Regions from separate parts of the Mus musculus genome. Here all the other regions are linked to region 2. A link is a contact called in ENCODE POLR2A ChIA-PET data. All regions are on one chromosome and are shown on one strand. The core of a region is the stretch at or near the end of the contact, and the rest is flanking DNA. Distances in the headings are between cores, read along the strand shown. Region 1 holds the start of Esrra (estrogen related receptor, alpha). Region 2 holds the start of Sf1 (splicing factor 1). Region 3 holds the start of Fkbp2 (FK506 binding protein 2).

Region 1 (2,700 bases), core at 177-2,676, 560 kb after region 2:
GGACATGGTGCTGGTCACCTGCAGGGAAAGACCATCAGGGTCACAGGGAGGCACCCTGCCACATAGGTTGGGCAACACTGGGACTAAGCCAGGCTTCCAGGCTCAGCCAAGGAGAAGGAGGAGGCAGAGTCCAAGGAAGGGCTGCCCATGAAGAGGGCCCCCAGCTGTCGCCATGGGAACAGAGTCTCCAGAGCCTCTGAGGCCAGTAACTGACAGCAGGTCTTCCTCTTGGGAACCTGGGAGCGGCTTGGCAAGTCTAGCTCCCACCCAAGCCAGGAAGCAGGCTAACCTCAACCTGCAGGCAACTCTCAACCCCGAGCATAAGCATGATCCTCTCCTCAGTTTTCTCCAGATGTACTCCAGGAGGTACTCTCAAGTATTCAAGAGCATACTGAGGAACCGGGAGGGGGCTAAGGGGGGCCAAGGGGGGCGGAGGCAAAGGATATGGCCACTCTCTCAGGAGTTTCCACATGTCCACACATGCTCACACTCTCCTGGGAACCTTCCACTCACACATGGCCTTTAACCAGTCCCAAGTTCTCACATACTCCCAGCAAAAGAGCACACTCAATAAGCAAACTCACACTCAAGTCTTCTAATCCCTCACCACACTCTTGTAAGGGAGTCTCTCACCTCTGACACGCCACCCCCTCCAGCTTTAGCAAGCCCAGTCCAGCCACGCCGTGCAGGGCGCGGCTCCACCTCTTTTGCACCCCAAACCTGCAAGGTTCATTCTTACACTCCAGCTACCGCAGAGTTCACCACCTCTCGCGACCTCCAGGGCCGCCCCCCACCCCCCATTAACCTGCGCACACCTATGGGAAGTTGCCTGAAGTTACTAATCTCCCCTCCCCCCATTGCCCGCGGGGGACTTCTATCAGGTTATCAGGAAGTAAGAAGAGGCGACAAGGAAGAAGTTCTCCCTCGCGCTACGATGACCTATGACCCAGAGAGGAGGGTGGCCCAAAGCCCCTGCAAGCGCCCCCACGTGGCCTCAAGGGACCCTTTCAATTCCAGCCCACCCCGAGGACTCCCGCAATGCTCAAGGATCGATCTGAACGCTGCCCGGGGACTCGCTCCAAGGCCCGAGGCTAACTGGAGGCCAGGACCTGAAGCCAGTCCTGACCCGGCCGACGCACCAGGCGCGACCCCGCCCGCAGCCCGCCCCCCGCCCGCGCTTGCACATGGCCCCCGCCGCGCCCGCCCACCCCCGCGGCCGCCTTCCCCTCCGCCCCCGGACCTTGGGCTCCGGCAGGGCTGGCGGGCAGGCATGGGGGCCGAGCGGCCCGGAGCGCCGGGGTGAGCGGGGGCCGCCTCCTCCGGCCGCACCGCCCCGCCGCGCTGCGTCCCCCCTCACTCGGCGGCGCCGCTGGCTGCTTGTAGGACACAAAAGGACATCGCGGCTGCTTCCTACTCCGCTTCCTCCAGCTGACAGCGGAGGCGGGGCCGGCCTGCGCATGCAAAACAGGGGGTGGGGCCAGGTGCCCTATGCTAATATCCGAGGGAGGCGGCGGCGCCTGCGTACCCGGAGGACAGCGGGCAGGCCTTGTCGATACACACGCGTGCGCGGCCTCCTGTGGGCGGGGCCTGAACCTAGGGGAGGAGCGAAGACTAGGAACTGGTGCGGGAGAGAAGCCGGAGCACCCTTGCATCACGAAGGAGGGCGGTGCTCTGCCTTATAAGAGTGGGCGTAGCTGTTCAGTGAACTCACTCTGTGAGGGCGTTGAACGTGTATGTAAATGAAAGGCGGGTTTATGTAACTGCATATGCATAAGGGGTGGGGCCTAACAGGGTGCTGCTCCCCACCCCACCCCATTATGTTGATGGGACACTTGACAGATTTGGTAGATCAGCACCCCTGAGGACCCTCAAGTGGAGAAGCAGACCTAAAACATGCAAGTAGCCCTGGTTTGCGAGTTCCTCAAAGGCAGAGGTGAGACACGAGCGGACAAAACTCAAGGTCACTGCGGTGACCGAATGAAGGTCACGGGGAAAGGCGGGGCCACGTGCGTCCGCCTCACGCAAGCAGCCACGCACTGACTCTGGGACCATGCATAGACTCTTTAATTTCTCTAGGATTCAAATTCCATGCAGATGAGGTTGAGCTTGGGTTCGAGGGACCGGAAAGGACACGGAGCGGACGTCTCGTCGGCCACTTGAGCTGGAGGTTCACTGATCCAAAAAGTACAGCCTCTTGTTCCTGCGCTTCCTGATCCCTTCGATGTATCCCTGCAGCTCTTTAGTCATGAAGTGGTTCCTGCCAATCGTGGACCTATATGCTAGGGAGAGGGAAGAGCTGAGCTCAGGGCCATGAACAGCAGCAAAGGGCTTCCCCCATTTGAGGAACCACAGGTGATTTGAGGTGGCATTTAGTGCTGGATTTGGATCTGTGTTAGTTTGGGGAATTTTGGGTCTCCTAGGTGCGATGTGAAGAATGGAGGGGAAGAAGGCTGAAGAAGTTGCTGCAAGCCTGAACAGAGGCAGTGAGACCCAACCTCCTCCTGAGCCGCTCACTCTAACTAGTTATCTGGCCCTTTCTTCCCTCTATGTGCTCATATACCATGAGCAGAAGGTTACGCAGATAATCCAATATCCAGTACATTTACCCAAAAAAAATCCCGATGTGTCACAGCTCCCACACCTGGGAGTGAAGCAAAGCTACCCAAAGGCTGTCACTCCACTGAACAAGCAGAGAAAACA
Region 2 (2,700 bases), core at 184-2,683:
TGCCGAGCTGGCCCCTCCTCTGCTTAGGTTGATAGGTTTCTTGGGTATTACAGTTGGCTTTTCTACTTTCACATGTCTGCTGATGTAATCTGGGAGTTACATGTGCTAGGTTCTACCACTCAATTGTATTTTCTGCCCAGACATTTGCTCTTTCTCTGTTCTATGGCCATTTCCTCCCTACCTGTCATAGTCTGTTGACTTGTACCATCCACCATACTTGAGTTTCTTATCTTTGTAGTCTCTTTATTCCTAGATTACTCCAAACCTTCTGTTGTCTACATGTCTACTTTTCTACATCATTTTAAAAGATTACTTAGTCTTATGTATATGGGTGTTTTGTCTGCATATAAGTCTGTGCACCATATATATGCAGTGCCTGTGAGGCCAGAAGAGGGTTCTGATATCCTGGGACTGAAGTTACGGATGGTTGTGAGTCACCATTTAGGTTCTAGGAATCCAACCTGGGACTCTGGAAGAGTAGCCAGTGCCTGGTCTTATCTGCTATTTCTCTAGCCACTCTAATTACATATTAAACACTGTTTCCCCTACTGGGTCTAAATAACCTCTCTGTGAGAACCCTATCTATCCCCAGTTCTATTATGTTGTGCTAACCTGTTTCATTACTCTCATGTTTATTTCATGGGAAGGAATGTTTGGCCTCAGTCTCATTTACAAGTTCCCTACCATTTTTATGGGTAATTTTAAGGTACCCGAAACAAATTTCCAACGCATTGAGATTTCCCTGGAAGTGCACACTTTTAGACTAACTTTTGAAATGACTTTCTCTCCCCTCTCCAAGAAGGACTTGGAGCGCCTGACTTTTCCTTTACAAGAGTTAGTATGTGCCATTGAACCTGGATTTTTTGAGACAGATATACTGTACCCCAGGTTAGCCCCAAACTCATGTCAGCTCTCCTGTCTCAGCCTTTCAAGTTCTCGGGTGACAGGCTACTTGGCTACCTTGTACCGGAATGAAATAAAGTCTTTAAATACACCCACCAACTACCCTAGTTTTGAGCCATTTCGTAACACTATTTTTCAGAGAAAACAGGAAGTCTTTCTCTACTCTACCTGCAGCTTCGACGTATCCTGTTCGTCAGCTCGAGCCCGCCCCTTCGCCGCGGTCCCTAGTTACCTCTAGCACAATGACTAACGTCACTTAAGGCCTCCGTTCCGCCCCTCTGGGGAAGGGGGCGGGGACACGCGTGCCCTCCCTACGCATGCGCACCCCTGCTCTCCGCCTTGGTTCCGGCTTCTCCTCCCGGCTTTCTCCATTCTCGAGCGGCTGGCTCCTGGGGGAGGGGAATCGTTTCAGCCAATCGTGTGGCACTACGACGCCGAGGCGCTTACCTCCATCGGTTTCAGCCAATGAGCTAGCCGTTCTCTCACGTCACAGACTTTGCCCCCTCCTATTCCCCTGCCACTCTGGCCTCAGTCCGCGCAGTAACAAGGAGTGCGCGCTGCGACACCTCCCAGTTCCCCCGGCCCCGCCGCCATTTCGTCGCCGGGCCTAACGGTTCGGCCAATCCCGACCCATATTGAAAAGAGCCAGTGCTCCACCAATCGGAGGCCGCTGCCTCCGACCTCACCTCGGGCCGGCCCAATCCAGGCCGCGGCCCCTCCGCCCCGAGCCCGCCCCCGCGGCGTCCTTTCTCCTCCCTCTTTGTGCGTCTGGCGCCGCCGCCGCCCGCCGCGTGAGAGGACGGGCTCCCCGCGCTCTTCAGCCGCGTAGTCGGGTCCCCTCCCCCCCACCTCCAGCTCCCGGAAGGTTCGTGAAGGAGAAGTCGCCGCGGAGGACGAGGAACCGCTGCTGCCGGTCCCCTGGGGCGCCATGGCGACCGGAGCGAACGCCACGCCGCTGGGTAAGCTGGGCCTACCAGGCCTTTCCCCACTTCCTGGGCCCAGAGGCAGCTTCAAGCCCAGCCTATTGGCGCTCGGGACGCCGCTGCCGGGGGCCCTAACCACGGCCTTGTCCTTAGCGGCGGTGCCGTCACCGCCGCCGCCCCCGGCCTCGTACCCGCCATAGCAGCCGCCCCCGCGCCGCCGCCGCTCTTTTCAGCGAGGGTCGCCTCCGCGCCAGGACCAGCAGCCGGGCCAGCCCGGTGGCGGCGGAGGTGAGTCGGGCCGATAGAGCGCGAGAGTCGTCGGGCGAACCGAACCGGCCGACGGAGGGGCAACGCCACCGCGGTTGGACGCGGCGAGGACGCGCGCGCGCGCACGGGAGGCCCGGGCGGACGCGCCACGGGGAACGCGCGGCCTGGTTTGGGAGGCTTCGATTGCGCACGCGCACCGCGAGAACCAGAAGGGCGGGAGGAAGCGTTCTTCGCGCAGACGCAGTGAGGCGTTCAGGCTTTGTGGCGCAATTGTGGTAGTTTTGGAAGAAGCCACCTGTTGCCCCCTGAGCTCCTGCTATGGAGGACAGGAGAGTCAGGTCCACGGGACGACGTGGTGTGAGTGGCTCCCTTGATGGTTTTTAGCAGCCCCGTGGCAGGAGTGTCTCCTTTCACAGTGAGGCGAGTTCGGAAGGCTACTAGGGATGCTTGAGTTCGATCATTTATTAAAGGTTTTCTCCTTTTGTTTTCTAGAAGGTTCTCAGAGTGACCAGCTTTCCCCGTGCTGTTTTAAAAGGCTTTTTCTCTGGGCCTGTAATCTGAGAAGTAGAAAACCTTGTGTGGTAAATGTAGGGAAGAATGTAATAAA
Region 3 (2,700 bases), core at 142-2,641, 620 kb after region 2:
CCCGTGGCTGCTGCCAGGGCACTCAGGCAAATGGACAGTATTGTCAGGATCCAGCTCAGCCTCATGTCTCTGTAGGCAAAGGCCACCCCACCCCCAACCAAAAAACTGGGGGGTGGAGTCATGGGACGTCTTCAGTCTGTATCAGGAGGACGCCAACTCCCCATTATATCTTGCCTGTTTCTGGGGAATCCCACAGTCCTGGGTCACCACCCCCTCCCCTGGGCTCTGTAGCCACACTTACCAGTCCAGTGAGAAGGGGGCTTGACCGAGGACCCCAGCAGCGAGGGGAGGGGGTCAGGGGAGGCCACAGCAGCCAGTGCCCCCTCCCTTTGCTCACTACCTGACCTTCTCTCCCTCCCAGTCCCCATCTCCGTTCTTCAGTTCCCGCTAGCCCCTTTACGCAAAGTCCAAACCCTATCTGATTGCACCGGATTTGTCCCGACTGGACGACCCCACTCCCGCCACACCCAGCTGCCCCCTGTCCAGCACACCCACACATCTGCGGCTGCTGCAGGTGTTCGGCCCCGAGGCACCCACACATCTCCACTAGGTGGCTCTGAGGAGCCCCGGTCCTCCGGGGGCACCCCCCAGTCCGGCCCCGTGCCTCCTCCACCAGGGGCACCTCCCCAACTCTGAGCTCTTGGGGGCCTCCGGGGAACCCAAACTGGCTCAGAGTCAGCAGGGCGCCGAGCTCGCTCCACCCACACCACCTCTCCAGGGGGAGTTCTCGGTCTACCGCGACCCCAGGCGCGGCCACCACGGAGACCGCCCCCGCGTGGACGCCCCCGGCCATAGCTCAAGCTTAGCTCTGCGCAAGGCTCCTTGGCCCCACCCTTTACGGCGTGAAGCTCCGCCCCCTGACCTGCAGCTCCACCCTCCGCAATGTTAGACCTAGTCTCCAGCAGAGGGGCCACGCCACTCACTGACTGAAGTCCCACCTCCAACGACTGGGATCTCACGCCCTCTGTCTCCGAGCCAAAGGCTCCACTTTCCACCTGCTCCAGCTCCTCCTCTAAACCCCAAGCCCCGCCCCCCACGCCTCCTACTCCAGCTATGGGCCACTGGGTTCCGCCCTCAACTCGCACTGGCTCCGTTGTCCCTCCCACCGCTGTTCCGCGCCCCGCCCCGAGCCCCAGGGCTCCGCCCCGTACGGCGTGAGAGCCCGCCCCCTGCGGCATTGCCAGAGGCCGGACCCCAGCCCCAATTCCTTCGTTTGCTGCCCCTGGCTGGCACGCGGACTCCGGCCCGCTTCAGGCCGGCCTGCCCCAGGTTGCCCTCCTGCACCCGGATCCCCCAGCCTGGGCTGTGGCCCCCCGCTCACCTCCTCGCCGCGCCCCCGGAGCCAATCCCGCTCGTGCTGTCACTTCTGCGCAGGCGCGTCTTCGTCGCTACAGGGCGGGACACGCTGCCCGCCCTCATTGGACCGTCCAAAACCCGCTGCTGCATCTATGGGCGGGGCTTCTCATTTGGCCCTGCCTCCTGAGTGACTGCGTGACAACGTCACTTCCGGGGTTCAGATTCCGGGTCTAGTTTGGCAAAAGTTGTGTCCGAGAGACAGAAGGCAGTTCCAGCCAAGGTGACATGGTCAAGCAAGTATGACTGCACGCGCCTGGAGGGGTTCTAGCAGGCACCGTGCTGACTTCCTGACCGGCACGCCTTTGGGTAGTTGTTGTGGGAAGAGGCTAGGGGTTCGGAGCGACAACCCGGATTTGAATCTTAGTTCTTTCATTTCTTGGCTGGCTGCGTGACCTTGACTAAGTTCGTTCTTTTGGTGGTGCGCTCTATGACACCCATACCACATGGCCCTGAGCTATGCGGACCCCTTTCATCTTGTGGTCTACAGTGTCAAGTCTCATCTGTGGGTGAACAAACGTCTCCTGGGCCAGGTCTATCATTCACTGCCCAGGAGACACATTCTCTAACCTAAAGATCCTGAAATTTAGAGGAAGCCAAACCTGAGTTAGGCTATGGAGTCTAGTGATTTCATACCCGTCTTAGGCCGTTTGCCCTGCTAAGACCATTTATTCAGATACCAATGGAAGATAATCATGATGTTGACCCCAAGAGAAGCATACTGCATATCTGATGAAGCTTAGTGGGTTCTGAATGTTTAGCTCTCAAATCCTAACCTTCACTGAGCCAGAGCATGATCACCAATATCACTGCTGAGAAAGTTATTTAAACATGATAAAAAATGGTGTGCTGTCCCATGACTGTAATGTCAACACTCTAGAGGTAGATATAGAGGGATCAGAAATTCAAGGACATTCCAGCTACATGAAGAATTCTGAGTCAGCCTAGGATACAGGAGACATTTTCTTAAAAGAGAAAGTTCAAAAGCAGCATCAGGGCTGAAGATGCAGTAAATCAGTAATATTTGCCAAACATGTATGAAGCCAGGAAGTTTAAGGTCATGCAGGCTATGTGAGACTCTCATGGATGGGTAAGTAATTATGTGATGATCATCATCTTGAGGAATTCTTTAGTTTACCCTACTCCTGCTTTGATACCACCAAGATCATGACCTCAGTGTCAGTCCCTTCATTAGGGCGGCTACTTTCAGTTACTTCTGTCCCTGAATGTTCTGTAGCAGGCCAAAGCCTTGGTGCTTCGCTAGCCTTCCCACACTACCCAGGACAGTGGAGAAGGGTAGACACTGAGCCTGGACCAAGTAGGTTAGGAATCTCAAACAGCAGCTGA

Evidence for each region. ChIA-PET counts read pairs that join two places held with the same protein, here RNA polymerase II (POLR2A).
Region 1: POLR2A ChIA-PET joins it to region 2 with 10 read pairs in embryonic stem cell. The contact joins the promoter of Esrra here to the promoter of Sf1 in region 2. POLR2A ChIA-PET finds 5 or more read pairs at or near these places in 3 of 5 experiments (Patski and embryonic stem cell).
Region 3: POLR2A ChIA-PET joins it to region 2 with 11 read pairs in embryonic stem cell. The contact joins the promoter of Fkbp2 here to the promoter of Sf1 in region 2. POLR2A ChIA-PET finds 5 or more read pairs at or near these places in 2 of 5 experiments (Patski and embryonic stem cell).

What each region holds. Positions count from the first base shown.
Region 1 is chr19:6,920,382-6,923,081 of GRCm38, forward strand. It overlaps Esrra (estrogen related receptor, alpha), which reads right to left and starts at 1,427. Exons shown (of 7, transcript NM_007953.2): 1 at 1,241-1,427; 2 at 1-18. The coding sequence starts at 6. It overlaps Catsperz (cation channel sperm associated auxiliary subunit zeta), which reads right to left. Exons shown (of 5, transcript NM_001039494.2): 5 at 2,045-2,279. The coding sequence ends at 2,170.
Region 2 is chr19:6,362,257-6,364,956 of GRCm38, forward strand. Sf1 (splicing factor 1) reads left to right here and starts at 1,434. Exons shown (of 13, transcript NM_001110791.1): 1 at 1,434-1,862. The coding sequence starts at 1,832. Gm14966 (predicted gene 14966) reads right to left here and starts at 1,454. Exons shown (of 3, transcript NR_168058.1): 1 at 1,351-1,454.
Region 3 is chr19:6,979,073-6,981,772 of GRCm38, forward strand. It overlaps Fkbp2 (FK506 binding protein 2), which reads right to left and starts at 1,392. Exons shown (of 6, transcript NM_001166368.2): 1 at 1,322-1,392; 2 at 1-69. The coding sequence starts at 65. LOC114841036 (Uncharacterized protein LOC114841036) reads right to left here and starts at 1,368. Exons shown (of 6, transcript NM_001370419.1): 1 at 242-1,368; 2 at 1-69. The coding sequence starts at 1,178. The coding sequence ends at 378.